Linked DNA regions of Homo sapiens: region 2 is linked to region 1. A link is a loop called in an ENCODE intact Hi-C map of the cell type or tissue named here. Cell type or tissue: mesothelial cell of epicardium. All regions are shown on one strand. Each heading gives the region's core, and the rest is flanking DNA. Links, peaks and the distances in the headings are about the cores only.

Region 1 (15,310 bases), core at 4,328-12,327:
CCAGCTATCTCAGCACGAAGAGAACGAACTAGCAGAGGAGCCAGAGGCACTAGCTGATGGCCTCTGCTCCATGAAGCTTTCCCCTCCCTGCAAGTCACGCCTGGCCCGGAGACGGGCCCTGGCCCAGGCAGGCCGTGGTGAAGACAGGAGCCCGCCCACAGCACTCTGAAATGCTCCAGTCACACCTTATAGGCCCTAGGCCTGGCCAGGCATTGTCCCCTGGAAACCTGTGTGGCTAAAGTCTGCTGAGCAGGCAGCAGCCTCTGCTCTGTGGCTCCATTCAGGCTTTTTCATCTACGAAGGCCCTGAGGTTCCCATCAACCCCCATTTCCCTAGGGTCCTGGAGGAAAAAGCTTTTTCCAAAGGGGTTGTCTTTGAAAAGGAAAGCAATCACTTCTCACTTTGCATAATTGCCTGCAGCAGGAACATCTCTTCACTGGGCTCCACCTGCTCACCCGCCTGCAGATCTGGGATCCAGCCTGCTCTCACCGCTGTAGCTGTGGCGGCTGGGGCTGCAGCCTGCAGGGAGAAGCAAGAAGCATCAGTTGACAGAGGCTGCCGACACGTGCCTCTTCCCTCTCTTCTCTGTCACCCTCCTCTGGCGGTCCTTCCACCTTCCTCTGTCCTCCGGATGTCCTCTTTGCCCGTCTTCTCCCTTGGCTGAGCAAAGCCATCCCCTCAATTCAGGGAAGGGCAAGGAGCCTTCCTCATTCAGGAAATCAAATCAGTCTTCCGGTCTGCAGCACGGAAAAGCACATAATCTTTCTTTGCTGTGACTGAAATGTATCCCTCGTTTATCATCCCCTTTGTTTGTGATTGCTGCTAAAGTCAGTAGTATCGTTTTTTTAAAAAAAAAGTTTGGTGTTTTTAACCATGCTGTTCCAGCAAAGATGATACCTTAAACTCCCACTGCAAGCCCATGAACTTCCCAGAGAGTGGAACGGCTTGCTCTTCTTTCTAGAATGTCCATGCACTTGGGTTTTAATCAGCAGTTCCCTATTATTCTGATTTTAAGCTGTTCCTGTGATGAACTTAGAGACAGCATCGGTGTCTGCTGCTGTGTCCCCAGGTCTTGTGTGGGTGGCACAGATCTGGGCAGTTAGATAGTGCTCTGTGCCTAAGGTGAAGCCACACTAGGGTGAAGCCTCACTTCCCTGTTTGAGCAATGCAGTGCCTGCTGCCCGTGTGCATGAAGGTACAGCCATTCAGATAAGTGGAACTATTGAGTTACATAAAGAAAATAGATTTGCATTTGTCAGGCAGACGTTTATACAACACCACGGTGCTTTTATACATTGTGCTTATTTTAATAAAACTGAAATTCTATGTGTGGCCTATTTGGTGGTCCTTTTTTTTTTTTACCTGCAGACCTGAGGAGGAGACTGGCCTTCTAAACTGGGTCTAAGTCCAGCCAGGTGGGGAGAAGGTATCTCTTATTGGGACCCCTGAATAAAAACCGTATTTGACCCAAAAAACAAAGTGAAGGAGAAATTGCTATTTTTTTCCTAGGTGAGGAAATGAAATTCATCAAACTTTTATCAATTGCTTCTTCTGAGCCAGGACCCAGAAATGAGTAAGAAACAGCCTCTGCTTTCTAGGATCTCCCCATCAAGTGGTAGAGGTGGTGTCAGCAACCATGACACAGGAGACCAGAATGTACTTTAATAGATGTCCTCTGTGCCCAGCAGCCCACAAGCAGGAAACAAATTTCTCCTCTGTCTAAAGCATTACTAAGCCTTTATCAAGGGTGTGTCATGTGCCCGGGACTATGCAACAAAGAAAAATAGCACCTCCTATCCACAGCCCTCATGTACATCACGCAAAGGACTAAAGTGGGCACTAAAGTGCCCATTGTCCCAGGCGATCATCAGAGCCAGACAGGAGAGGACTGGGGTGGAAAGGACCTTTATAAGTTCCCAAGGAGGTGGCAAGGGAGGTCTGAGTGGGCAGTGGACTGGGTGCTGATGACAGCTGCTCTCCCTCGGGATGGCAGAGAGGGGAGATGGGATTAGGGGCTCTTCACTTGGGGCAGGTGACGGGCCACATCCCCAGCTGTCCTACGCCATGAATGCCTCCCCGTTGATGATACATACTGTTTGTTGACAGTCTTCCCTTGACAGTAACCCTGACACCCTCACATCCCTTTTTCATCTACCTGGAGTGGGCTTGGTGAGGAAAACAGACCTGCAAAATCTGATCCTTTTGGCCCACAGACTCCCAGCCCCTGGAGACCCAGAACCAGGATGTGAGTTCTAACCCTGAACCCCAGCCCGGCCTAGTGGGAGGCCCAACAGGAACGTGTCTTCAAGGGGGCTTCCTGGGTCAGGCACTCTCCACCCCTGGCCCACACCCTGCCCAGCTGCAACTCCCCATCTGTGCCTTGGCTCAAGCTGTGCCCTTTCTCAGCCCACCTCCCCAGCCTGGCCCACCTGGCAAGGCCCCTCTCATCCTGCATGGCTCTGCTTAAACGCCATGACCTTGGTTTTGGCTGACCTTGGTTTTGCCAGCATTGTCATGCACTTACTAAGTAACAGGTACTTTCTAAGAAGTTTACGGGCATTAGCATTTAATTCTCAGCAGTCCTCTGAGGTAGGTACTATTATTTTATCCCACTTGACATGAAAACCAAGCAGAGAAAGGAAAAATAGCTTGCCCAGGGCTATACAGCTAGGAATGGTGGAACTGGAATTCCCTCCAGGAAGGCTTGGGACGCCGCGCTGTGCTGCCTGCATTCAAATCCCAGCTCTGCCACTTACTAGCTCTGGGGCTTGGGCCAGTTAATCTCTGAGAGTCAGTTTCTTCAACTCTAAATGGGGATGATAGTGCTTACTTCATGGTACTGTTGTGAAAGTTACAAATTAATGAATGCAAAGTGTTGAGAGCAGTTCCAGGCCCACATAGTAAGTGCTCCATAAATGTTAGCTATTATAGTTTTAGCTAATCAAGTAGTCCCCATTGATCCACAGTTTCGCTTAATTCCATAATTAAGTGAATTATGTGGTCAAAATAGGTGAGTACAACACAATAGGATATTTTGAGAGACCACAGCCATATAATTTTATTACAATATATTGTTACAATTGTTCTATTTTGTTAATCTCTTACTATACCTAATTTATAAATTAAACTTTATCACAGATACGTATGTATAGGAAAAATGATAGTATATATAGAGTTTGGTACTGTCCACGGTTTGAGACATCCACCAAGGGCCTTAGAACGTGTCCCCGAGGGATAATGGGGGACTCCTGTATTTACTGTTATCTACCAGGGCAGAATTACACAACTCATGGTCCCAGTGCTAGAGACGAGCCCTCCCTGGTCCTTGGCTCCGGGAGCACTCTACAGAAGCACTGTGTGCTGTGGAGGTAGGTCTGGGCCTCTTAAGATGAGCCAGGACTCTGTCCCTCTGTAGGATCCTCCGGCAGACAGGCTGCTCCACCCCTCCGGGATGCAGTCCCTGGCCCAGAGGGGCAGCTGTGGCACAACAGGAAGAGCCTGAAGTTCGGACCTGAGCCCTGGGTTCCAGTACTGCCTCTGCCACTATTCACTGGTGACCTTGGAAGTCCTGGCTCTGCTGGACAGAGGCAGATCCAGCAGATGCACTGAGGAGGCTCTGAGACCACAGAGCCCCTTCCAGGCATAGGATCTGCGATAATGGAAGGCAGCTCCCCAGCTCCAGAGCTCATGCGTGGGCGGGGCCTAGAAGGAGAGCACTGGTCCCAGCCAGTTGGAGTGTCTCAAACCTCAGGTCTCTCTTCTCAAACCTAGTGATCAGGCCTTGGCCCCAGCCCCAGCCCCAGCCCTGATTCAGCTGGATCCTGAGGACTCCAGTCTGAGGGCCTCTGGGCACAGGGACCGTCCAGTTTTTGTCCCTCTGTGTGTCTACCTGCCTGGGCTCTGGGGGCGCCTCCTCCCTCCTGGCCGACTGCCCTCCCACACCCAGCCCCATGAATAGTGGTGCCTTGGTCCCATGCCAGCACTCCAGCCGCTTCAGGTCTGGAGGGGGCTGAGGAGCAAGGTCCCCCAAAGGCTGGCACTCTTGTTGCCATGGTAGCAGTTGCCTTGGAAGCCACTTCCCTGACTTCAGCTTCCAAATGGTCCAAGAAAGCTACCTGTCCCCCGGGGGATTGGTGAATTAATCACGCTCTTTTCCAGGGTTCTCACCCCTCAAGGAAAATAAACAGAACCAAACCAAACTGGGGCCTTTTCGCCCACTGTTCCTCCCCACCCCCACGCCACACTTGGACTTGGTGCACTGAGAAGGAAGGAGCATGGGCAGACGCTCCACAGTCCTTGCCTCAGCAGGAGACAGAGAGAAGAGACTGGGTGATGGAACTCAGCAATGTGCCCGTGGCCTTGCCATGCCTGAGAACTGTGGCCTCCAAGAGCACCCAGGTTCAGCGGGGAGGCTCCAATCCTTGGGAGGGGTGGAGGGTTGGTGGGGCGATGGAGCCCTGGTGCCTTGGGCCTCCCTCTCAGCATGGCTCACAGAGAGGTTCCTGAACTCACTTACCTATTGCTCTGAGCACGTCACTCAAGGACACACATTTTCTTTTTCAGAGATGATATAGCCCAAACTGAGGAAAGAATTGGCAGGCCTCCCTCTCTACATCACAACTGTTTTGGGAACCTTTAATGATGCACTCCTGGTCCTGAGGGAAAGAGGCAGGCCTTGACTGATTTTCATTGTTTTGTTTTGTTTGTTTGTTTGAGCCAGGATTTCACACCCATCGCCCAGGCTGGAGTGCAGTGGTGTGATCTCAGCTCACTGCAACCTCCTCCTCAAGCGATCCTCCCACCTCGGCCTCCCAAGTAGCTGGGACTACAAGCACACACCACTGTGCCTGGATAATTTTTGTTTTTGTAGAGACAGGGTTTCACCATGTTTCCCAGGCTGGTCTTGAACTCCTGGCCTCAAGCAATTCTCCCGCCTCAGCCTCCCAAAGTGCTGGGATTGTAATCCCACAGTGCCTGGTCCCTTGACTAATTTTTTAACTCAATGTCTCCCTCTGAAGGTGGGTCTGCCAGTTCCTCCCACCTCAACTAAGACAGTGTTGAAATTCAGGGGCAGATAGGCCAGAGTACTTCCCAGAGGGGCAGAATCCATGAGGACTCTGGGGCAATTCCTCTGTCTCCCCATGTCTTGGATTCCCCACCTATATGAAGAGCTGGGACGGCCCTGGTTCTGTGATCTTGGAACTGAAAAAGGCTTAACGTGCCTCTCCTTTGAGATCACAGTGTTTTCTGAGATCTGAAGCAGTGCACAGGTGCCTCTGCCACCCCCATCCCCATCACCAGACAAGGCAGTGGGCTCAGGGAGGTGGAATGGCTGGCCCGAGCCCCATAGTGCGAGGTGGAAAACGCGGCCCCAAGAGCTTCTATCTTGGTGAGGGTGTGAGAGAGTCGCCCTCAGCCTTAGACTTTGAGAGGAGCAAGGAACACGTTTCATGGACAATTATTTTGGTGGCTCCTTCTAAAACTAAGTCAGTGGGGGATCAATTATGTGTGACAGAGACATGGGCTATGATTTGATGCCTAATTAGAGGAATAATCAGATCTCATCCAGGCAGGAGGCACAGCAGATGCTGGCAGCAGCACCGTGGCTGGGGAATGCCCAGCTCCAGGGGTGTTCCCTCTGTGGGGAACAGGAACACAGTCCAGGGCCCATCTGTGTGCTGCAGTCACCCCTCTCTACAGACTCATCATGAGCCGAAGCTCCAACTCAGGTGACCCTGGGCCTTCTCAGGCCCCCTTCTCCACATACAAGGAATGCCTCTTGTTAGAGACAGAGGTTCCCTTGTGTCCACAGCCCTCCTCTTTGATGACTGGAGGTGGTTGTGCAGTCCAAGCCCTCTCCCTGAACTCTGTCCTCATGTTCAGAAGCCTAGCTCAGGTCCCTCCCAGCCACAGCATTCTGGGGAGCTCACTCCTGGAACCTGCCCTCAAGGGGCTCTCAGCCTACAGAGGAGATAGAACAAGAACAGGGCAGCCATGGAGGCAGGTGGAGGAACAAGAAGTTGAGCCTGGCAATATGAGACTGCAGATGCAGTGCAGAGAGGGGGCATCCAAAGAGAGGCCAGGGAGGCTGGCGACGGGACTCCGAGCAGGATTATGGGACCCTAGGAATTGTGCCCAGGTGCAGGGCCAGGCCGGGGCCATATTCTGAGACTGGGGGGTCCCCAATCCATAAAGGGCCAAATAACGCAATGAATGATAAAGGCTGGAACTGGGGGCCGGGGCAGGGCTCAGGGCTAGGCTGCATTGGTGACCACTGCCCAGCCTTGGGGTGGGGCATCCTGCAAGTAACTCAGACAGGCTGGGTGCAGGTGCTCAGTTCAGCGGATGGGAAGGCACCAACCATGACCCAGCCTCCCACTCCCGGCACCTAGCCCCTACCAAGTCCTCTTCTCTACCCTACCCCTTAGGTGTTTTCCTCCTGCCCACACCAGCACCACCACTGCTCTTCCCTTTCACTCCCAGTCGGGATCCCCAAGGTGGCTAGAAGGGTTCACTCTCCATTCCACTGGCCACTAAAAGGGGGGTGGGTACCAAGCCCACCTGAGGACAAGGGAGTCCCCTGAGATCAAGCCTCAAACTAGGACGCCCTCAGCCCTACCTGGGAGCCCAGAGGTGGACAGGATGGGGATGGGATGGGCAGGGGTAGGGAGCAGACTTGGAGGGATGCCTCTCCCTGTCCGCTTTCCATACCAGGTGCAGTTCCTGTCTCTTGAGCCTCCTGCTGTGTGTCTATCTCAGACTCCAAGCAGAGACCCCAGGTGCACCTCCAGGCCAAAGGGCAGAGCACATTACAGCGGGCCCTGAGCATGTGATCAGGAGTCTCCTCACATCCCTGGCTTCTGAACGACATGCAAAGCCACCAGCTCGTTCTTCCTCCTCAGGAACCAGCAGTGGAACCTGGGCTGACTGCCCGCTGGGCCCTGGGACCCAGACAGCCACTCACATTGCAACCTCATGAATAACTCAGCACCTCCCTGCTGCCTACATCTCTGAGGAGCCTGTGGCCGCTGGACCAACTCCCCCCTCACCCTGCCTCTCATTGCTTTAAATTTTCATAGGCTGAGGTTCAGTGGCAAGTAAGTGGCTCTAGGAAGCTGGGGCAGGATGTCCTGGGCAGGGGAGCTTGAACTCTCCTGGGTGGAGGCTGGCAGGGAAGGATCCTATGGAACAGGCCCAGCTCCCTAGAACTCTGGCAGCCAAAGCAGAAATGTAGCCAGACAGGAGTCCCAAGGGTGGGCTTCAGCTTCAGAGGGCTTTGAGAGAGGAAGAGTAAGCTGGGTGACCTCGTACAGATCCCTGGTCAAGGTGGGACTGGGGGGCCCGTAGTGGAGCAGTGGAATAGGACTGCAGATAAATCCCAGGGTTCCCCACCTATCATCTTACTGCCCAGAAACTCCTACCCTGAAGTTGGAGCGCCAACAAGGAGACATCCAAGAGCCCAGAAACTTCCAGGACTTTTCTGGGGCCAGACTGCACCGGCTGGAGGCAGTGCCCCGGGTGGGCCTGCATGGACATCCCCATCAGCAGCAGAGACTTCCGCGGCCTGCAGCTGGCCTGCGTGGCTCTCGGGCTGGTGGCTGGCAGCATCATTATCGGCATCTCCGTATCCAAGGCTGCAGCTGCCATGGGCGGTGTCTTTATTGGCGCTGCTGTTCTGGGTGAGCAGGGGCTGGGCTGGGATAGGGAAGGGAGATTCTGGAGGTGGGGGCAGGGGCATCGTCAGGTGAACAAGGAACAGGGAAGGGCTGGGTCAGCAGGAATCAGCTGGGGAGAACGGAAGCTAGAGGTGTGAGCAAGGCCGCCATCAGGGGCACAGGCGGGAGAGGAGCGACGCGCTGGGGCTCCTTCCAGCCACAGGGAGGAGAAAAGAAGGAGAGCTGGCCGTCACACTCTTTTCTGGCTACTCCCACTGGCTCTCCAGCCCCAAGCTCTAGGCTCCTGGATTTGTGGTGGGATTCATCAGCCTATCTGGGCGGAACAGGGGGTTGATGGCGGCAGGTAAAAGGACAGAGCTCCTGAGGACTCTCTGAGCCAAGACAGGCTCCAGCTCAGAAAAAGGGTTTCGTCTTCTTTCCCTGTTTGCCTCCACAGCAGCTGTGTCCATCTATCTGTGTGGGGCCACGCCCACTGATTGCCCCGCAGTGACGCTGAATGCCATCCCTCACCTCACCTCACCTCACCCCACCCCCCGCCCCCGCCCAGGCCAAAGGCAGGACCAGAAGCATCAGGCTAGGGGGCTTTAGGTATCTACACCTGCGGGTTCTGGCACAGATGCTCATCGGGGGATGGAGCGGGGGCGGGCAAGGCAGGACTGGCTCCACTGCTCCTGCTCCCCAGGTCTGGGTGGGGAGGAACATGCTGAGGACAAGCACCCAGTCCGGCCCTGGGGGCCCTGGGGAAGCGTGGGGACAGCAGAGACGCAGTGGTGGTGTCAGCCAGGCTCATTCCAGCAACCTGCTCTTCACTTAGGAACGGTGGAGCCAGGCAGGTGGGGCCTTCACAGTCTGTAGCCTCTTCCCCAAACAGGCACTGCCCCCACCAACCCAGATGCACACACCCACAGGCTCACATTTACACACTCACAGTCCCAAGTCTGCACACTGTGCTCCTCCCATGCACACCCATATCTCACAAACCACCCCTCAGGCTCCCAGCCCACCCACAGCCTCAACACTCACCAGGCTCCTCCCCATCACAGAACCCCCTGTGTCTCTTCTCAGGGCTCCTCATCTTGGCCTACCCCTTCCTGAAGGCTCGGTTCAACCTGGACCACATCCTGCCTACCATAGGTGAGGCCTCTCCCTGACCCCAGCAGACCCCTCTGCCAAGGACTGTTCCAGACCCTTTGTGTGCTCGTCTGTGACCCACTGTGTGGCTGGGATGAGCCCATGTGTGAGACCGCGCTAGCTGTCTGTGTTAGAGCTGCTGTGTGTGTGTGTGTTGTGCAGGCGTTGCCATGACTACAGAACGGCAGAATCCAGCCTGCAGCAAAGGTGCCTGAACCAGCTCAGAGCTGGGAAGTTCATCTCCCTTGAGAGATTTTATGACTCCCCAAAGCCTCCAACATCTCTAAATAACTCCCTCTCCATCCCTGAGCCCCCATGAAAGACCCTCTATTTCCCCTAAGACCCCACAGCCTCTGCACAGCTCCCACCTCATCTCAGCTCCCCACATACAGGCTGCCATCTCCACCAATCCTATGGGGCTTCTCATGGCCCCAGTTCTCCCCGGGACCTCACCTCCCTAAAAGATCTGCCATTTTCTCCTTCAAGGGCCCAGTTCTTTTTCTCCTGCCCAAATCAGCCCAGATCATGTGAGACCTAAAGGAATGCAGTGGAGCAAAGACAGCATCAGGGATGGAGACTAGATAGCAAGAAGGACTTCCCTTCCCAACCTAGGCTTGATTTGGGGAATGGCTCAGTAATCAGGGGGCTTGGGGTGGTCTCATCCTGCAGGGAGCCTAAGAATCCATCCCCATCCAGGGGCAGACCACGGGGAAGGAAGATCCAGCACCAATGGCAACAAGGAAGGTAAGTTCCAGAAATTCCCGAGTCCATCCTTCTTTTTTCTTTTTTTTTTTTGAGACAGAGTTTTGCTCGTGTTGCCCAGGCTGGAGTGCAATGGCATGATCTCGGCTCACTGCAACCTCCACCTCCCGGTTTCAAGCAATTCTCCTGCCTCAGCCTCCCGAGCAGCTGGGATTACAGACATGTGCCACCACGCCTGGCTAATTTTTGTATTTTTAGTAGAGACGGGGTTTCTCCATGTTGGTCAGGCTGGTCTCGAACTCCCAACCTCAGGTGATCCACCCGCCTCGGCCTCCCAAAGTGCTGGGATTATAGGCGTGAGCCACCGTGCCCAGCCTGAATCCATCTTTCATCTCCCCTCCCTGACTGAGCAGCTCCATGGGGCCCGGGAGCCTTGAGCGGCATGCCGAAGGGGCCTCCCCAGTGCGGGGAGACGGTACTGCTGGCACTTTCCCCAGGTGCACAGTCAGACCCTTGCTGCTCCAAGCTGAACTGATCTCCTCTTGCTTACTCTGAGGGCTTCTGTCTTGCCCAGCGTGGACACTGGAATGAGGGCACCTCCCTGCCCCTTCCCCTCCCTCCCTTTCCCCTCCCCCAGGTCCTATACCTCAGTTTATTTTCCCACTCCCCTCTCCCATCTCTCCCAGGGTCAGAGGAACTCAAAGGGACCCAAGCTGGGGTTCCCAGTGCCCAGGGCAGAGCTGGGATAGAATGGGGAGGGGGGGACATGCCAGGGGACAGTTTCAGCCCAGTTTAAAGAGGCCATGGGTACCAGCTTTGGGTACTAGCTTTAACCACCCCAGTTTAAAGTTCATACCCCAAACTGGGCATCTCCTTGTTCTTCCACCCCACACCTGGAAAGTTCCAGGGCAGGAGTTTCTCAAAGATGGTCCCAGCCCAGTCTCTGCCACCAGGGGTTGGATGCCTAATACTCAGTGAAAGGCCCCATTCCAGACACTGTTCCCAGCCCTGTTCATCTATTATTCGCTCTTTTAAGTCTCACAACAACCACATGAGGGCAGCACTATCATTAGTTTCATTTTACATAAGGGGCAACCGAGGCACAGGGAGATTTAGTGACATGCCCAAGACCACACAGCCAGGAAGTGCGGCAGTCAAAGCTCAAACCAGGCAGTGGGCTCCGGGGTCCCGCCTCTACCCCCGGCCTATGCTGCTGCCCTCTTGAAAGCCATCCTGACTGGAGGTACCTCTTTAAACTGGGCTGAAACTGTCCCCTGGGATGCTCCCCTCTCCCCATTCTATCCCAGCTCTGCCCTGGGGTCAACCAGGCACCCCGGCCTTGGGTCCCTCTGAGTTCCTCTGACCCTGACAACTCCATGGGGACCTGTCTACGGAGGCAGTCCTCGTCCCTGTTCTCTCCCCCAGGAGCCCGCAGCAGCCTGTCCACCGTGAGCAGGACCCTGGAGAAGCTGAAGCCGGGGACCCGGGGGGCTGAGGAATGCTGAGGCAAAGTCTGAGCGGCTGCCCATGCCCTGCCCTCCCATCCTGCCTGCTGCCCCTATGTCAGTGCCCTCCTGGGTTAGGAGACCCGGACCGGAGACAAGCCAGGCCCTGCAGACCCCAGAGCGGCTGGGAACAGTGTCTGGAATGGGGCCTTTTGCACTCGCCCGGCCAAGCCTCTCCAAAATGGATTCCACTGGTGTGGGCTGGGACCTGGAGCAAGGTGTCGCCGGACGCCCCCACAGGGTTCCCATGTTTCAGGCTCCTGCCCTGGCCTTTCTTTCTGGACTGCAGCTCAGCTTTGTTGCCTGTTCAATCTACTGATTTGTTTCTCTGGAATTTGGGGTCCAAGGCCCTGACTATGACCAGGATGCCCCAGTCCCTTGCTCTAACCCGGCTACAGAAGTGAACCACAGGCCCACAAGAACCACAGACAGGGACCCTCCACCCCCACGGTCTAGCCCAGGGGCTCTAGAGCTCACTAGCCCAATAGAGGGGCTAGACAAGATTCTTTTCCAAATATCAAAACTCCTGGCAGTTCCTCAGGGACAGGCTCTGAGCAGCAGTGAATCAGATGGGGGAATTTGGGGGGCTCACAAAGGGACAGGTACAAACAACTTCGCCTGGGGGTCAGAGGAGGCAACTTCTCAGCTGAGCCCAGGCCTGAGACCCTTGGTGTCTTAACTCCACCACTCAAGGCTTTTTGTGATCTGACTTCTCTCTTCCTCCCATCTTCTCACTGCTCCCTGAACAAGCAAAACACATTCCTGTCTCCAAGCTTTGCCCTGTGTTCTCCAGCACCCTCCCTGCTTCTGTCTGCCTATCAAACACCCCACTTTTAAAGTCCCCGTTCAAAAAATCTCCTACCCACGTGGTTTCCTCATTCTCTTCCACCAACCTCTGTCTTGCCACCTTTCAGGCAGGGCTGAAGTCTTCCTTTTCACAAAACAATTATTAAACCATCTTAAGTCTACTGAACGTTGCCCCTGCTCTAGTGTCTAGCACCAGACCAGTAGGTGCTTAATAAATGTTAATGGATTCAATTTAATGTAAAAACAATTCCCTAGGCTTTCCCTGGGAAGCCACTTCAAAGTCCCATCTACCGTGGGTAGAGCAAGGAGGCCCAGGTGTGGCCTCACAGAAAACATTGTTCCTCCCTCCACACCTGCACCCTCCAGGCAGAGTTGTTTGACCTCTACAGAGATACCCTCTCCATACGGCCTCTGGCCTGGTTTAGTGAGCAGAAGACAAGCTAGAAATCACGTCCTTCTTCCAGGATCAATGGAGACGGCACTTCCTCTTAGAAGCCTCCCCTGACTTCACTGTGCTTCCCAGCCCCAGGGTTTCCCTCCTTCACAGACCAATCTGAGTGGCCTTTGTCTATTTCCCCTCTTGAGAGTGGGAGCAGAGGGCCAGGCACCCAGACGACACCCCAGTGGATGTTGGAAAAACCAAAGTTTTCTGAAGCACAGAGTCCATCTCAGATGGGAAAGCTGAGGCCCCACTGGAAAAAGGACTCATCGAGTCCCATGGTGAAAGATCACGGGGCCAGGCCTGCAGCCAGGTCTCCTATCTCTCCCTATCCAAGGCTCTATCTTCTGCTGTCCTCTGCACAAGTGGCAGGGATCAGTTCTCTGACAACAGTGCGACAGACCTCCATGAAGGGGCTGCCTTCCACAAATGCTGGCTAGGTGTAGAGACTTCGTTTCCTTCAGCTGAGAGAAGCAACTTCCTCTCTTTGAACTGCCCTCCTCTCCACCCAGCTGCTGCCTATTCCCTGCCCCTTCTCCTTTCCTTCATTATCATCAACAATATCTCAGGCTGCTGGTCCCTCCTCAATCAATGAGGAGACCCTTCCTCCTATCCATCTTCGATCCTCACCTCAGTGCCCCAGAGATGCCCCAGGGTGGAGGGGGTGGGAATGGGGGATGTGGAGACTGAGCTGTGGAGAGTGTGGTTCCCTCCCCCCTGCCCATCAACCCCTCTCAGCCATGCTCTCCCCAGGGTGGGGCTATGGAATCCCCGATGCCTGGCAGGGCCAGGCAGAGAGAGATGCTGGGGACCAGGTGGAATAAATCAAGGAATGAAAGCATACAACGGCAAGAGCTATGTCCACTGGGGAAGAACTGGGTAAGGCTTCAAAAGACCCTTAAACTGAGTGGAAATTCTTGATCCTGGGACTCTAGTTCCTCTTTTTCCCTGCAGTGGGCTTCCTGAAACATCTTCCCTCCAGCCCAGGTGAATATCCCAATACATTTTGCTCAAGTACATCCCCAACCTCAACCTCCCCACTCCCTCCCTGTGGTCACAGGAGTAGTCAATGTGGAGACATGTGGCTTCTCCCCCTCACACTTCGAGAAAAGGTGAGGTCAGGCCTAGCTGGCATGGGTGGTATGGTAGGTAGTGTTAGGGAGTAGAACCCTCCAATATTTCAGCATGGGACAGGGGCGTAGACAGGGACAGGTCCTTGAACCAAGCTCTTCCCGTGGTCTGTTCAAGAAATGAAATTGGTTCTTTCCAATAGCCATTCTCACACCAGGACTGTGACTGTGACTGTGCCCAGCCCTAGGCTGGGTGCTGAGAACACACAAGTGATCTAAAGGTGGGGAGTACTTGGTCCAAGCAGATTCCTTGAAGTCACATGCCTGCTGGGCCAACCTGGAGGAGGACTGCACAGGCTGGGGCTGGAGTCTGGAGATAAAACTCACATCCTGGTTCCCAGGGGCTGGGGCAAGAGGCTGTGGGGCCTTGAGCCTGGCTTTCCCCAGATGCAAAGGGAGGATATGGTAGCCCTCCCCCACAGGGCCACTGTCAGCATGAAGGCTGCCTGGCACACAGTCACATCGGGTAGGGTTTATGAATGGATGAGTAAACGAACGAAGGCAGAGGTTGGAGAGATGCTCTTTCAGCTGAACTCTTCCAGGGTCTGGAAAGTCAGCACACCTCAGTCCTCCCTCCCACACGCCCAGCCTTGAGGTGGGCCTGCTGCCCAGCACTTCCTCCCCAGCCCTCATCCCAAAAAGTTCCTACACACACCACCAGGAGATAGAGTCACTCCCTAGACAGGCTCATGTCCACACCCCTTTCTAGGGTGCAGGATTGGTGGTTGATTGGGAAAGGGGTGCTGAAAACAAGTCCATCCCTGGAAAAATCCCCCCTCCCCCGCCCCACAGCTCCAGCCCCGCTCCAGAAAGAAGAATCCATTTGAAGTTGAAGGCAGAGCCAGTTCGACTTGTACCCCTGCCCCCTGCCCTAGAGTGAGTTGCAATATATCCGTGCCTGGCTCTCGGAAAGTGCGGACGAGACGGTGTGGGTGGGCTAGGAGTTATTTGCAAGGGTGCTTGCAAACCGTGAAGCCTAGAGGAGAACGGGAGAAGGATGGAACCGAGCGGAGAGGGGAGGTGTATGGTAAGAACCCCGCTCGCCCCGGGTTGAAGGGGAGCTGTGGGTCGGCGGTCAACGCTTGAAGGAGAGGGGTTCCGGGTGGCGGGAGGCGGCTGGGGACCCGCGCAGGCCAGCGTGCCGGCCCCTCCCAGCCCATCGCTGCCGCCGCCGGGGCTGCTCCAAGGGAGCCAAGCGGAGTGGGAGCGGGTCTGCGCGTCTCTGCTCTGCGCGCAGGGGCGGGGGGGCCCAGGACGGGGCGCCCTTTCCCACCCACATGCTGATCTAGGATCTCCAAGCGGCTCGGCCCAGGACACCGCCTGGAAACCCAGCCGCGTGGGAGAGGGCGACCCCACCTCCAACCCCCTTGCTGTGCGCCGGCCCAGCCCCTAGAAGTCAGCGGACGGCGGAGGAGGTGGCCCGGCCTCTCTTGGTGGTCCTGCGCTCTCGGGGTCTTTCCTTCCTGCTGACCCAGGGTGCTCAAGGGTCAGCCTGGTCGGACCCGCAGGGGAGTGTCCACGGACGGGCTCAGGCAAGTGAAGGAGCTGGGGGACGCTGGCGGGAGGGGGCTGAGGGGACGCTTACCTGAACTAGGGGAGAGACTCCATCCAGCCTGAGCTCCAGGAGACAGGAGCAGTGCCCAGACAAGTGGTCAAGAACCTGTAGCCGTGAGAGGACAGGGGTGAGAAAGATAGAGAGGGAGCAGGAGAAGGGGAGACACTCCGCAGGCACTGGCCGCTGGCTCGGGGGTTCCTCTGCTCCACTCTGACCCCGCCCTGCTCTGAACTGGGTAGGACTCTGCCCTAGAATCTCACCTGTCCCCTCCACATCCTCCCCAAGGCCCAAAGTGAGGAGGGGATGGGAGAGAAGAGAGCACAGAGCAACTTCAAATCCGAGACAGGGGAAGCCAGGAGGGCAGA
Region 2 (15,310 bases), core at 4,172-12,171, 150 kb before region 1:
TACAGGTGTGAGCCACCGCACCCAGCCTGGGTTATTTGTTGAGGGTTTTTTTTGTTTAACTTAATAGTATAACATTAACTCCATTTCATACCCTGCAATTATTTCACAGAACAAGCATTTGAACCCTTCTGAGTACCTGGCTCTGTGCTGGCTGCTGGAAATGCATACCCAAGTTAGATCTAGTCTTTGTCCTCAAGCATCTCACCATTTGGTAGAGGAGACCGATGAGTAAAGTTACAGTACCACGTGTTAAGTGCATGGTAGAATTTGGAGTGAAAAGAGGTGCAGTGGTCCGAGTGTCCTGGCTGTTGGTGCTGAATCTTAGAAGGAATGAACTAGGCCAAAGTGGTAGAAATAAAGAAGAGACAAGCCAAGGGCATCTAGGCAAAAACCATAGCATGTGCAAGGGTCATGAGGCTTCAAAGGTTAGTGTGTCAGGAAGATCAGCTTGGCCACAAGTAGGTTGAAGAGGTAGGTAAAGTGATGAGAAATGTAATTGGAAGTTAAGCAAAGGTGAAATATTTATTCAGGTGATAAATATTGATTGAGTGCTTAAAATTTTAATTTTAATTAACATTTTAATGTGTCAGGAGTGTTCTAAGTGTAGAAGTGAACAAAATAGCACATGAACAAATGAACAAAATGTAGCTGACCATGTAGAAATGAACAAAATAGTCTTGGAGCTTACATTTTAGGAAGTTATTTTATATGGGTCTTTTATGCCAGTTTTTAGTTTTAAGGAAGCATATAATAACTAAGGCGGTCTGTGGCTTTAAAAAAAAAAAAAGGATGTAGGTTTTATTCTGGAGGACCAGCCATTATTAATATTTTATTTTCTATGAAAAGGGAAAATGCTCTTTAAAGAAAGAAGAGAAAGCATTGTTTCAGGCCTCTGCCTTCAGGCTGGCAAATCCCTAAACCATTCAGGAGCTATTGTTTCCCAAAAGAAAGGCCAAATATCATACTATACTTCACCTAGCATATTCTTTTATCTTCTATTTCATTTTGAGTTTTGGGGTGATTTAAGACTTAAGAAAATACTGTTTACTACTTATGAAAAAGATTAAAAATCTTAGCCCTCGTAACAGCATTCGAAAGGTGGTAAAACCTCCCCCTTGCAGTTGACTAAGGTAGAAAAAGATTTAAGCATTTAGAAATATAACTTATAATCTCACCTTGGGCATTAATGGAGTAGATTTATAAATCTTAATTGACTAATCTAAAAGCTCCTTAATTGAGCTGGTCAGTACTTAGCATTTATCATCTATGACCAGCTGTCTTAAGTGCTTTGCAGCCATTCTCTCACTTAATATTAACAGTCCTGTGAAAGTATATTTTATCGCTGTATTACAGATGAGGAAACTGAGCTCTAAGAATTTGAGTAATTTGCTCAAGATCATAGTGAGTCACAAAATTGAGATTCAAAGCCAACTCTTTCTGCTCACATTCTGTTATGATTTTTAGTTGGCTAACTTTTAAAAGTTGCATTGCCAGCAGTGAAATAGCCCCAGTTAAAATGGGAGCTTTAGTGTGAAAGATATATATTTACATAAATAAAAGAACAATGTCAGAATTAACTTTTATTAATCCATCTTCTTTCCTACTGTTTGATGATTTTTTCATCTTAGGACCATGAGGGCACTTTATGCTAGTTATGATTGTTCTTATTTTGTCTTTTTAGTGGAATCTAATCAGAAAAGCTCATTCCAAGAAATCCCCAAACTTAATGAAGAACTACTCAGCAAGCAAAAACAACTTGAGAAGATTGAATCTGGAGAGATGGGTTTGAACAAAGTCTGGATAAACATCACAGAAATGAATAAGCAGGTACTAAAAGTTTGATTTTTGCTGTGTAAGCTATGAATATTTGTTTGGTTGTTTAGTATGAATAGGATATAGAGAATTGTAGGTATAGGGAATTCATTTCAGTTTGTTTTACTTTTTGAAATGGGGTTTTGCATACTGTAATCCCAGCATGTTAAAGTCAGGTAAAATAGTTATGCATTTACCAGATATTTAAAATGTTAATCCTTTCTGCAAAAGAAAATAATTCTACTAAATACAGCAGTTGAGAGAAAGTTGGAAGTTTCTTGAATCACCCTTTCCTACATAGTAGAATAGGTGTCAGATAAAAAAGGAGTGTCATCTAACCCCCAAGAAAAGTAGATAACCCATTTTTATTAGCTAATGAGAGCTTATTTCATTTGAGTTTACAAAATCTGGAAATCATCAACAGTAGTCATTCTAAGAATAGCTTAGGAGTGGGTGATGGAGTTGGTTAAATACCTTGGTCAGTCAAATAAGCCTAATACAACATAAACTTTTCCAGTCCCTAAATTGACCAGAGTTGAGTAGGCATTGATTCCAGAAGTGGGACTCTGCCAGAGAATAAAGGCTTATTCTAAGGATGTTGATCAAGCATCTTGTATGTATAAGGATACCATATTTGTCACAGGGTAACTATAGCCCCATCCCTACTTTTTCCATTTAGTTAGGAAATGTATATGTGTAGAAAAGAAAAGTCAAGTACCAGATGAATGACACACATGCAAAGTGCTTAAAAATAGATATTATTTTTCTTGGGGCTGAGAAGGTATTGTCTTGTTCAGAGTAGAATCACAAAGTTCAGAATGAGCCAGTAGTGACAAGGAGTGCTGTGCTAGAAGAAAGTGCTTGCAAATGTATCTGAAGCCACACCTTTCAGCAATGGTCCAGGAGTGGGGCAGTTCAGCACTTAAGACCAATGATAAATAGTGTGGGGCAGTGACTTCCAAACTTTTGCCTGGAACCTGCAGTAAAAAATGTTTTACATCATTACCCAGTAAACGCATACATACCTATTTGTAACTGACATAAACGTTTCTGAAACAGTAGCTCACTCTTAATGTGTATGGTGCCTTATGACACTTTCCATTCAGTTCTATTTAATCTTTCAAAATTATTCATGAAATAATTCATGAGTTACAGCCGTCTAGTATTTACCCTCTGTCCTTTACCTTTGGACTCTAAGTAATTAGAGAAAAGCAGGTATTCACCCCTTTTTTGCAAAAAGGATGGGAGAAATTGGCCTTGCCTAAATTCACACAGCAAATTACATCAGGTGAAAGTAGACCACATTGAAGCACTGAAAGATAATCAGCATCTCTCCTGGGGCAAACTGGGGATTCCATATAGGTAGCCAGCCATGCAGTTTACCATTCTGAGAGGAGGATGATACCGTTCAGCATGAAAAGGCAAAGTCAGCTATCTATTTTTCATCTCGTTCTTGTAAACTGACATTATAGGAAGAGTCAAAGGGGATATTGGTACATGGTGGGAGAAAACACATAGATTTTCAAATCTTTGGTACATATGTTGGTTTCTGAGTTCTCTTTAACCAGGAAGCTAGACACAAAGTAATCATTTTATTCTTAGCCTGCCATTATTTTTAATGCAAGAAGCACCTGAGAAGGCAGATACAGTAAATCTCAATGTCATTGATAGGTTTTTGGAAACTGTAAACTTAAGTAAATGGCATATAATGAAACCAGTTTTATCATAGGCTAATTAATATAAAGAAGACTTAAGGTCAGGTGTGGTGGCTCACACCTGTAATCCCAACACTTTGGGAGGCCAAGGTGGGAGAATCACTTGATCCAAGGAGTTCCAGATCAGCCTGGGCAACAAAGCAAGACCCTGTCTCTAGAAAAAAATAAAAATAATTAGCCGGGCATGGTGGCGTACACCTTTAGTCCCAGTAACTGAGGAGTCTGCAGCAGGAGGATTGCTTGAGCCTTTGAGTTTGAAGCTGCAGTGAGCTGTAATCGTGTCACTGCACTCTAGCCTGGGCAACAGAGCAAGACCCTGTCTCAAAAAAAAGAAAAAAAAAGTTAAATTCCTAGGGCACATTTCTGGCCACAAAAAAAAATCACTACACTTCTAGATAAAGACCAAAACACATCTAGTATTCAACATTGAAATAAACGTGAGCGATACATACATTTACAAAAGATGAATAAAAGCAAGTAAAATATTTATCCGTTTATTTCAGCGCAGGATCGGGTCATGAGTGGCCAGAGCCTATCCTGCTTAGGGTACAAAGCAGGAAACAGCCCTGGACAGGACGCCACCCCCATCGCAGGGCTTACTCATACACACGCTCACACTCAGACTGGGACTGTTTACACATGCCAGCTAACCTAACATGCACAGTTTTGTGATGTGGGAGTACCTGGAGAAAACCCATGCCAACATGAGGAGAACATGCAAACAGACAGTGGCCCCAGCCAGGAGTCAGATTTTTTTCCCATCAACGTTATAACCAAATGACATTGGACAAAATATTATTCAAGAACCTGCTATAAATAGGAAAGTTTGCTTCTGTCCTAGGGCTTCATCTATGAAACTGGAAGAGATTGCAGTGAAACCCTTTCCATTTCAGCATCAATATGCCTTCAAAGATGCTGGGACTGACTTATGAAGCCAGCCTGATAACAGAGGACTTCACCATGAGCGCAGGCCCAGAGCATTGGTGATGGGAAAGCAGAGACTTGTGTTGTTTCCTAAGGGAGCTCAGCACTCTCTGTCTGAGTGGTTTTCTAAAATTAATGTTACACATCTCTGATGGTCTGTTGAAGTCAGAGGCATCTGTCCTAAACCAAAGTAGGTAGAAAAATTAAAGTAATATTTAACTATGTTTCCATATCTAAACATAACTGTCACTTAAGATGCTTTTAGTGGCAGTTGTTTTAGAAGCAATTCAAACTGGCTCAAACAAGAAGTGTTATTATATCACTTAACGAGAACTGTTCTTATCACAATGTAAGTTGAAGTTAATATAATCTGAAAAAAAAGCCATTAGTTTGAAAAAAAAAAAAGTTAAAATCAAATCTTCCCTTGAAAAAGCTTTAAATTAGTAGTTGAAATCTAATTTACTTTTCTGTTTTATTCATGAAACCTCTGGTTTTATACTCATTCCCTCTTGACTGTTATAGGGAGTCTCCTTCCTTGAAGACATTATTCAACAATTACCTAGCTGCTTTTATGGAGCTAGGCTTTGGATTCTGTCTAAATCCATTCGGGCTGCTATAACAAAATATCGTAGACTACGTAACTTAAAAACAACAGGGGCTGGGAAGTCCAAGATAAGGCACCAGCAGATTTGGTGTCTGGTGGAGGCTCATTATTTCATACATGGCACTTTCTTGTTGTGTCCTCACATGGCAGAACAGAATGGGCAAACAAGCTCTCTGACCTTTTTTTTTTTTTTTTTTTTTTGAGACACAATCTCACTGTGTCACCCAGGCTGGGGTGCAGTGATGCAATCACAGCTCACTGTGCAGCCTCGACCTCCCAGGCTCGAGTGATCCTCCCACCTCAGTCTCTGGAGTAGCTGGGACTACAGGCACGCACCACCATATCTGGCTAATTTTTTTTCTTTCTCTTTCTCTCTCTTTTTTCTTTTTTATAGAGACAGGGTCTCACTATTTCCCAGGCTAGTTGCAAACTCCTGGAATCAAGTGATCCTCCCACCTTAGCCTCCCAAAGTGCTGGGATTACACATGTGAGCCACTGCCCCCAGTTCCCTCAAGGATCTTATAATCAGATGGAGGAAATAGAAAAGTAAACAGTTGTAAAGCAGCCTGATAAGCAAAAAGAAATAGGTCCAAATGAGTATTGTGAGGGCATTTTTAAGTATGTATCTCACCTAGATTGGAGCCAGGTGAGATTTCCTAGAGATCTTGAACTGAGTCCTGAAGGGCAAATAGGAGTTGGCCAGCTGAATTCTACAGAAAGAGAGAAGAATATTTTAGGTAGAACATTAGTGCAGTTGATCCTCATAATTTATCAATTCTGTACTTGGTAAATTTATTTGTAATCTCAAAATCTATACTTGTGGCACTTTTGCAGTCATTCATCAACACATGCAGAGCAGCAAGGAATTTGAGTCACCCAGCATGCATATATACAGCTGAGTTTGAACAAGGTGACATGCTGCCTTCTTGGTTCAGCTCTCATACTGTAAACAGTGTCTTTTTCACAATATATTTAATGCCATATTTTTTATATTTTTGTGCTGTTTTTGGTGATTTCCATGTTCAAAAATGTCCCTCAGCCATAGTGCTAATGTGTTGTCTATTGTTCCAAAGTGCAGGGAGACTGTGATGTTCCCTATGGAAAAAATACATGTGTTAGATAGGCTTCTTTCAGGCATGAGTTATGGTTCTGCTGGCTGTGGGTTCAATGCTAATGAGTCAACAATATGCATTAAATAAGATGTCTTTAAACAGAAATACATATACAACAAGGTTATGTATTGTATTGATCAGTTTAAAAAAATTGAGCAGGCCGGGCACAGTGGCTTATGCCTATAATCCCAGCACTTTGGGAGGCCGAGGTGGGTGGATCACGAGGTCAGGAGTTCGAGACCAGCCTGGCCAACATGGTGAAACCTTGTCTCTACTAAAAATACAAAAATTAGCCAGGCGTGGTGGCGAGCACCTGTAATCCCAGCTACCTGGGAGGCTAAAGCAGGAGAATCACTTGAACCCGGGAGGCAGAGGTTGCAGTGAGCTGAGATCGTGCCATTGCACTCCAGCCTGGGCGACAAGAGCAAGACTCTGTCTCAAAAAAAAAAAAAGTACGAGCAGAGGACTCACAGGAACCTAACCTGTGTTTCCCCAAGGAACAGTTGTTCAATATTCACTAATTGAATGTTTTGTTGCAAGTTTTCTAGAACATAACTACCACTAATAATGAGAATTGACTATATGTGCAAAAGTATAGATGAATGAAAACATGGTGTGTTCAGGGAATTTTAGTCACTCATTATAGCTACAGTATGGTTTGGTAAAAAAGGCCAGAGATAAGTAAGTCAGCAAGAGCCGTATCAAGAAGGACCTTGAGTGCCCTTCTCCTATAGTACTCTGTGTAGCTCTCTTTTAGCACTCAGTCCAAATACCTTATGTGATGCTTATTTGCATATACTTCTAATTGCACTAGAAAGTTGTACACTGTACTCTAAGCCTTAAGCATGATGATAAAGAAAACGATGGCAATGATGATGATAACGATGATGGTATTGACGATAACTGCCATTCATTAAATGCTTTCTTTGTGCCAGCCATTATTAGGTGCACTGCACATGTGATCTCCTTTCTTGGCTTCTACAGTCCTATGAAGTAGGAGGTGTTCTCTCCATTTTACAGTTAAGAACACTGAGGTTCAAAGAAGTTAAGTAGCTTGTCCACAGTCACTCAGCTGTGTAGCAATACTAAAAGTAAAATATTCAAGTCCTGGAAGCCTCTCTTCTTTCCAGCTTCCCATGCTGCGTTACATCTTGGTAGCCCCTGTAGGATTCAGTAGGTGCTCAGTAGATAAAGCTGAAAGGATATGATGCTGAGTCCCTGCTAGGACTAATAATCACTCATCATTGATGATTGTCTGTTTTAATAACTTTTTCTTTACTATTTAAAGGACACTTAACTTCAACCCCAAAGCAAAAAAGCAGCATTTCCAACTTCATAGTATAAAATGATGTATTAAGCAAATGGTCTACTGTAGCTATTTTTAATTTTTCTAATGAAAAGTCATGTAATATGCATAAAAGTCATGACTCATCTTTTGGCTGGAATATGGATTTTTCTTAATGGGTTCTATTTAATTCAACTTTTTAGACTCTGAATTCCAAAGTGTGACTTTTCTAATGCCTGAATCTGATCTGACATTCTAGAATGCATCTGTTAGAGGCCAGAGCAATTCCAGAGAAAGTAATGGGAGGGTGCCTCATCTCCATTTTAGTTACATATATAAGCTTTGCTATAGCTTTCCACAGATGTTGGCATTATTTTACTGAAGAGAGAAATGCTAGAAGACGGAATCCAGCTTTGTAATTTATGGGTTAAATAGCCAAGTCCTAGGGAACAGTGGGTGATCCAGGTTTTATAAGTGAGTAAGAAGACCTAAGTGATGTTTGGTACCTGGAAAGTTAATGGTCAGCTCTCCAGAGCATGCTTTTGCAGTGAGGCAGCTGATACACTAGGCATAGAGTGTTTGCAGCACAGAGAAAAGTGCAGCAGCACCTCACTCGATCCTGCTGGCATTGGCTTTCAGCTGCTTCTTAACTTTGGGTGAAACGGCAGCTGCCAACCAGTCACACTGGCTTTTTGTGAGACCACTACCATTCCCGAGATACTTCTGATTAGCCATGCACTCTGCCATAGCCTCAGGAGGTTGGAACTTTCAGTACCTGGAAGAAGAGTTTTTACCCAAAGAACAGCTTCTTCCTTTAGGATCTGGCCAGTTGTCAGTGGAGGAAGGTGTTTGTCCCCTCAGGTGGCTGAAAGGTAACTACATAATTGATAAGAGTATTAGGAATAACTATAGTCTTGCCCTTCAAACTGATCTTGAACCAACTGTGTACATACTTTGGGGCACTAAGGAAAACATACCTGGGGCAGGAACCCTTCCTAGCATTTTATGATTGGGCATGTTACAGTGGTCTCAGAAAGCCCCGTGAGGGCATGGAAGAAAGGGTCAGCCAAGAAAACCCATCAAACCCTTTGCAAAGTTATGTGGCGTCTTTTTCCTGTGTGTGTATTTCTTTCTCATCTTTTGTCTTTTTAAAAATTTCTTAAGTAATTTGTGAGTGGATTCTTATATAAGGTTTAAACTATAAAACACATACAGAAATCCTATGAAAATTTTCCTTCAATTCCCATCTCTGTGTTCCCATCTCACATGCACACACACACACACACACACACACTCACTCACTCTCTCTCTCTCTCTCTCTCTCATGCCCCCATAGGTGTCCAGTCAGTAATGTGGGCTTCATCCTCCTAGTTCTCTATTTACAAAATCATAATAGTTTTTAGTATGAATTAGCCTATGGGTTAACATGCGTGTGTGTTTGTAAATAAATAAGGTCATTCAATATATGTTCTGCAGCTTGCTTTTCCACTGAATATATGCACATTCTTAGTGATATACATTTAAATTGTTTCTAGTATTTTGCTGTTACAAATAAGGAAAAATTATTTTAAAAAATATATCATGTACATGAGCTATTTTATAAGATTTCTAGACATGAAATTGCTAAAATAAAGAATATAAACATTTCAAATTTTGATGGATATTCCTAGATAAACTTCTTACAAGTCTTCTCTAATTTATACTCCCATAAGCAGAGCATGAAAATGCCTGTTTCTATATGTCCTTTTCAAACCTGGATATCATTCATATCTTTTTAAAGGCATGAGTGAAAACCTCCTTAATGTAATTGCTTCTCTTAGGAAGTTTATGGTTTGCTGAGAGTATCTCTGTGGACTGAGGTTTCTCACCCATCTTGTTTTTAAATGAACAGAGTTACAATGTTGATGATTAGTCTGGTTATTCTGGAGTCCTTATGTAGAATTGCATGTTTTAGTGCTTATTAATTTCACTATTAAAGAACTGTCACTTATTTGATATTTCATCTGTACCAGGTACTATGCTAAGAGCTTTGATTATATGTCTCATTTAATTCTCATAGCCTGTATTGATCATCTGTTCCTTGGTTACAAATTACCCCAAAACTTAGTGGCCTAAAACAACAGTCATTTAGTATCTTACGGTTTCTATATGTCAGGAATTTGGGAGCAGCTTAGCAGACTGGTTCTGGCCAAGATCTCTAAGGTTGCAATTAAGATGTCATCCGGGTCTTTATAACCTGGAGGTCTGACTGGGGCTGGAGGTTCCTCACTCACATGGCTTTTGGTAGGAGGCCTCAGTTCCTCCCAACATGGACTTGTCATTCTGGGGCTACTCGAGTGTCCTCACAGCATGGCAGCTCCCTTCCCCAGAGTGACTAATCCAAGGAGAGCAAAGAAGAAGGCATAGGACCTTTTGTGACCTAATTTCTAAAGTTGCCAGTTGTCACTTCCACTTTATTCTCTTCTGTAGAAGCAAGTTACTTATGTCAGGCTACACTCTAGGGAAGGGGAAGTAGGTTTCACCTCTTGAAGGGAAGAAGACTATCAAAGAATTTGTAGACATATTTTGAAACCATCACGTATCCTTATAAGATAGTTGTTAAATAGTTGTTGTTGTTATTATTATTATACCCAGTTACTGATGAAAAGAATAAATTCACTACTTATCTAGCCTTATCTCCTACCCCCCGGCCTCTGTCTTCTACTCTGCTTAGACTAGCCTTCTCAATGTCCATCCCAGACACAGAGTGTTAATTCTCAGCCATTCATTCAACAAATGCCAGTCTTTGTATCACGGGTATTGTGGAAAGTAAAAGAGACATGGTCCTTGATCATGTGGAGCTTATAGTCTTGTGGAAGAGAGAAACCTCAATCAAATAACCACCTAAACAAATCATTGTCACTTTGAGAAGTGCTATGAAAAGAAAGTACTCCTGAGCCTGTTCATACTGTGTTCCCTATCCCCCGATGCCACCCTCACCCTTCTAACCTAGAAAGAATGCCTGCTTGGTTTTTATGTATAAAATTCTAACTTCTCTGTCAGAGTCCAATTTGAGTCCTCCTTCAGCGAAGCCTGTTTCTTTCAGCTTGCATTGATATCCTTTTCTCAGAACTTTATTCAGTATCACGTTTAATGCTTAATTGTTTCTTTAATGTACTCTTGCCTTGTCTCTCAGTTATATTGAAAGCTCCTTGAGGTGAGAGACCTAAGAGTTTCCCTTAATTCTTCTATCTTCCCCACTGTTAACACCCAGTCCCAGCAAATCGTATCATCTCTACTTCTGCTACTACCTCTACTACCACTCAAGTCTAAACCACCATTATCTCTTGCCGAGACTACACAGATCTCCTTCTTACTGGTCTCTCCATTTCTACTGACAGCCATAGTAGTCTTCCTCCAAGGTGTCTCCATTCATGTAATTATCCTGCTTACACACCCCTGCCTATCACACCTCAAGTAAAACCCATGTGCTTGTTCTGGTTTACAGAGTCCTGTCTGTTCTGGCACTTTACTGCACAACTGGCCTCACCACCTACTTTGTCTCTCTGTCTCTCTCACATACACACACACATTATGAGATCCTGCCACCTAAACTTCTGTTCTCTGAATATGCCAAGCTCTTTCCTGTACTGGGACTTTTGGTCTAGCAGTTCCCTCTTCCCTGAAATAGGCTTCATCCAATCTTCATATGATTAATTCTTTCTTACTATTCAGATCTCAGTTTAAATTTTATCTCCTTACAGAGGCCTCCTCAGACCGATCAGTCTAAAAGTTGCTACCCAGTCACTCCTGTCAAGTTACTTTATTTTAATTTTTTTCTAGTGCTTCCCACTATCTGATATTTTTCTATATAAAAGTGTCTGTCTGCTTGCACTAAAATGTAAACACCACAGGATCCCTGACATCTGTGTTGTTCACCAGTGGTGAATAATAGGGTCCAGTAGTATTTGTTTTATTAGTGAGTGGCTGAAAATTCATCTTAAGCCTCTGAACTTTTGCCTTCTAAAAGAAAAGAGGGAAAAGAGAACTTGAGTTCCCGAGTTCCCAGGCTCCTTACCAGACTCCCTGTCTCAGACCAAGCTACTACTACTTACTCAGGGAGCTTTGTTTAAATTAAATTCTTTGCATAGCCGGACATGGTGGCTCATGCCTGTAATCCCAGCACTTTGGGAGACCAAGGCAGGTGGATCACTTAAGGCCAGGAGTTCAAGACCAGCCTGGCCAACATGGCGAAACCCCTATCTTTACTAAAAATGCAAAAATTTGCCAGGTGTAGGGGCATGCACCTGTAATCCCGGCTACTCAGGAGGCTGAGGCACGAGAATCACTTGAACCCAGGAGGCAGAGGCTGCGGTGAGCCAAGATCACTGCACTGTACTCCAGCCTGGGCAACAGAGCAAGACTGTCTCAAAAAAAAAAAAAAAAAGAGAGAGAGAGAAAGGAAAAAATTCTTAGCACAGTACTTATTACAATCTGATTTCTTTTCTTTGTTTTTCTGTCACCTTTTACTAGGATGTATGCTCCATGAGAGCAGAGCTTCATGGTCTTGTTTGCCTCTCTGCTGTCTCCACAATGACTGCAGCAGTGTCTGGCACAGAGATGCCAAACATTTGCTAAAGGAATGAGTAGGGAATCAGGTTCTGTTTTGTCTTACACCCCCCAGTGCCTACCACTGTGCTTGGCCCATAACAAGTGCCCAGAAACTGGTGGGTACTCTGAGGCCACTCTGAATATAATTGCTATTGGTAGATCTGTGTTCTCATCCTAGAATTTAGAATGGGAAAGCGGTTTAGAACTAAGAGTCTTTCAAGTGTTTCGAGCCAAACTGCAAAGCTTTTAGAATATTGTCTCTGCAGCCTGAAACTGACTATTACACAGGTTCCCCCAGTTCCCATTCAAGAGCGAAGTCTAGATGTTTAGAATTCTATGCCTAAATAGCAGAACGGAAGCCTCATTTTATTTTGATTAAATTCCTATTTTAATACATACATTGCATCAGTCAGTGAGTCAGTGAGTATTTATTGAGCCCCTTCAGGATACAAAGTAGTGCTCTGGTAGAGCTATTGAGTTTGAAATATTAGTCACATTTTTAAACCAAAACCAAATCCCCAAGTAGTTGAAAGTGCTGTTCAAATTGTCAGAGTGCAGTTCCTGTAGACTGTATTTTGTGAGATGGGCTTTTACTTTATATGTTCCCACTTGGGCAGGAACAAAAGTTTGGTAAATTACTGAGGTATTACATTTTACCAAAATGAAATTTTGAAGTGATCCTTCATCATTAGCTTTCTTCCTGTCCAATTGTTGAGGGAGTGTGTGATAATTACAGCATCTTTTGAGTAATTTAAGATTTTGGGATCTTGTGCTGCCAGGACAGGGTAAAGAATAACACTTGCCTTCACTCTTTGACACTAGTGTTCAAATTGGGCAGGGAAAGAAGGGGTATTATTGTTGCCTCCCAGATCCCAACTCTATCCAAAGTACTGTCTCCTTTACTTCTGTGAGCTGACAGGGTTGCAGAAACACATAAAATCCTAGACTATCTTGACATCACCAACCGTAGAGTTTGTGAAGGTAACGTGTCCTCTACAAATTCTCATTTGTTTTCATTGTTTGTTACTCTTTTTTGTTCAGATTTCTCTGTTGACTTCTGCAGTGAACCACCTCAAAGCCAATGTTAAGTCAGCTGCAGACTTGATTAGCCTGCCTACCACTGTAGAGGGACTTCAGAAGGTAGGTGCCATGTGTGGGTACAGAGACTTCAGAAGGTAGGTGCCATGTGTGGGTACTATTTGCCATAATTCTAGCTTCTTATAAGTTTTCATTGAAAGCCTAGCATTTGAAATCAGCTGCTCCAAGAGGGCAGTAATGGAGTGTATCACTGTGTCCTAAAGAATTCAGAACAATTTTGTTTTGGTCTGGTTAGTTAGGCCTTTAATTTGCAACAGGTTACCTCAGCTGTGATTTATATGGGTTCATACCTTTTTATTTGGCTCTCTGAGTCCCAGAATTGCTCTGCTGGCACTCTTGTGTTAGCATATATGGGTTCGCTTTTCAGCTTGCTTTTTCAGTTCACCACTCACAATATCTTCATCAAAGCAGACCAATTGTACATGATAGTTACCCTAAATCTCTGTTACTTTCCATAATTAAGAAAGTTAAAAAAAAAAAAAAAAGATGACCTGGGGAAATGCAAAAATTAAAAATTCAGGAAACAAGTGTTGGCAAGGATATGTGGAACGAAGGAAATTTTCAAACACTCCTGCTCCTGCTAGGAGTATTAATTGGTAAAAATCACTTTGGAGGCTGGGCATGGTAGCTCATGACTGTAATCCCAACGTTTTGGGAGGCTGAGCCAGGAGGATCACTTGAACCCAGGAATTACAGACCAGCCTGGGCAACATAGGGAGACCTCGTCTTTACAAAAAATTTTAAAGTTAGCTGGGCATGGTGGCACACAACTGTAGTCCCAGCTACATGGGAGGCTGAAGTAGGAAGATCACTTGAGCCTGGGAGGTTGAGGCTACAGTGAGCTGTGACCAACCAGATGAATAGTACTCAGGGATCCTTAGAGATGGACGGGAAGAGTGGATAGGGGTAGGAAGGCAGAAGAGGTGCCTAATTCGAACATAAAGAACATCATCCCCTGACACAGGAAATGGAAGAAGGGATTCCCCAAACGGTGGATATCAAATCTAGGATCTTTGAATTATAAAAATATGTGCTAAGTTTGGTCAGATTATGTGCCAGGGTCTATGAGCATATGAATTCTTTCCACAAAGGAGCAAGAAATTTCTAAGCCATAAGCGAAGACAAAATTTGCTATTTTATAGCCACACCATCTGTGTGTGCTCAGTCTCCATAATTTGCTACTTGTCCAATGTGGCCATCTACTTACAAATTCGGGGGGAAAAAAAAGGGGTAGGGACAACTCTGATGAGGCCAGATTCTTGCCGTTGTTCCTAGGGCCAATTCAGGAAATGATAGGCTTCTGTAGCCATTAGTACAGAAGCAGCTCTCACAGTCTTGCATTAGAAAAGGAAACTGGTTTATTCTTTTTTTTATTACACTTTAAGTTCTAGGGTACATGTGCACAACGTGCAGGTTTGTTACGTATGTATATATGTGCCATGTTGGTGTGCTGCACCCATTAACTCATCATTTACATTAGGTATATCTCCTAATGCTATCCCTCCCCCCACCCCAAAACAGGCCCCGGTGTGTGATGTTCCCCTTCCTGTGTCCAAGTGTTCTCATTGTTCAATTCCCACCTATGAGTGAGAACATGCAGTGTTTGGTTTTTTGTCCTTGCAATAGTTTGCTGAGAATGATGGTTTCCAGCTTCATCCATGTCCCTACAAAGAACATGAACTCATCATTTTTTATGGCTGCATAGTATTCCATGGTGTATATCTGCCATGTTTTCTTAATCTAGTCTATCACTGATGGACATTTGGGTTGGTTCCAAGTCTTTGCTATTGTGAATAGTGCCGCAATAAACATAAGTGTGCGTGTGTCTTTATAGCAACATGATTTATAATCCTTTGGGTATATACCCAGTAACGGGATGGCTGGGTCAAATGGTATTTCTAGTTCTAGATCCTTGAGGAATCTCCACACTGTCTTCCACAATGGTTGAACTAGTTTACAGTCCCACCAACAGTGTAAAAGTGTTCCTATTTCTCCACATCCTCTCCAGCACCTGTTGTTTCCTGATTTTTAATGATCACCATTCTAACTGGTGTGAGATGGTATCTCATTGTGGTTTTGATTTGCATTTCTGTGATGGCCAGTGATGATGAGCATTTTTTCATGTGTCTGTTGGCTGCATAAATGTCTTCTTTTGAGAAGTGTCTGTTCG

Evidence for each region. Hi-C counts contacts between places; a loop is a spot of excess contacts. Peaks named below come from ENCODE experiments on the same cell type or tissue, not always from the same donor. Only the 100,000 strongest peaks of a DNase experiment are listed, where the experiment ranks them.
Region 2: a loop joins it to region 1, with 10 times the contacts of the local background. A loop is called at or near these places in 4 of 110 quality-filtered maps.

What each region holds. Positions count from the first base shown.
Region 1 is chr1:46,543,434-46,558,743 of GRCh38, reverse strand. It overlaps KNCN (kinocilin), which reads left to right and starts at 7,097. Exons shown (of 4, transcript NM_001322255.2): 1 at 7,097-7,679; 2 at 8,742-8,810; 3 at 9,477-9,551; 4 at 10,935-13,103. The coding sequence starts at 7,529. The coding sequence ends at 11,014. It overlaps MKNK1-AS1 (MKNK1 antisense RNA 1), which reads right to left. Exons shown (of 8, transcript NR_038403.1): 3 at 14,976-15,050; 4 at 402-519. MKNK1 (MAPK interacting serine/threonine kinase 1) reads left to right here. Exons shown (of 13, transcript NM_001135553.4): 13 at 1-1,337. The coding sequence ends at 169. RefSeq lists a silencer at 1-81 and enhancers at 1,876-2,375, 2,376-2,877, 8,335-8,974, 10,411-10,911, 10,912-11,412. In mesothelial cell of epicardium, for the core only: no CTCF peak of the experiment used is centred there; a DNase peak (open chromatin) is centred at 8,953.
Region 2 is chr1:46,694,423-46,709,732 of GRCh38, reverse strand. It overlaps EFCAB14 (EF-hand calcium binding domain 14), which reads left to right. Exons shown (of 11, transcript NM_014774.3): 3 at 1,682-1,827; 4 at 13,084-13,182. Among named protein-coding and RNA genes, the nearest start is that of EFCAB14, 17 kb to the left of the region's middle. In mesothelial cell of epicardium, for the core only: no CTCF peak of the experiment used is centred there; no DNase peak of the experiment used is centred there.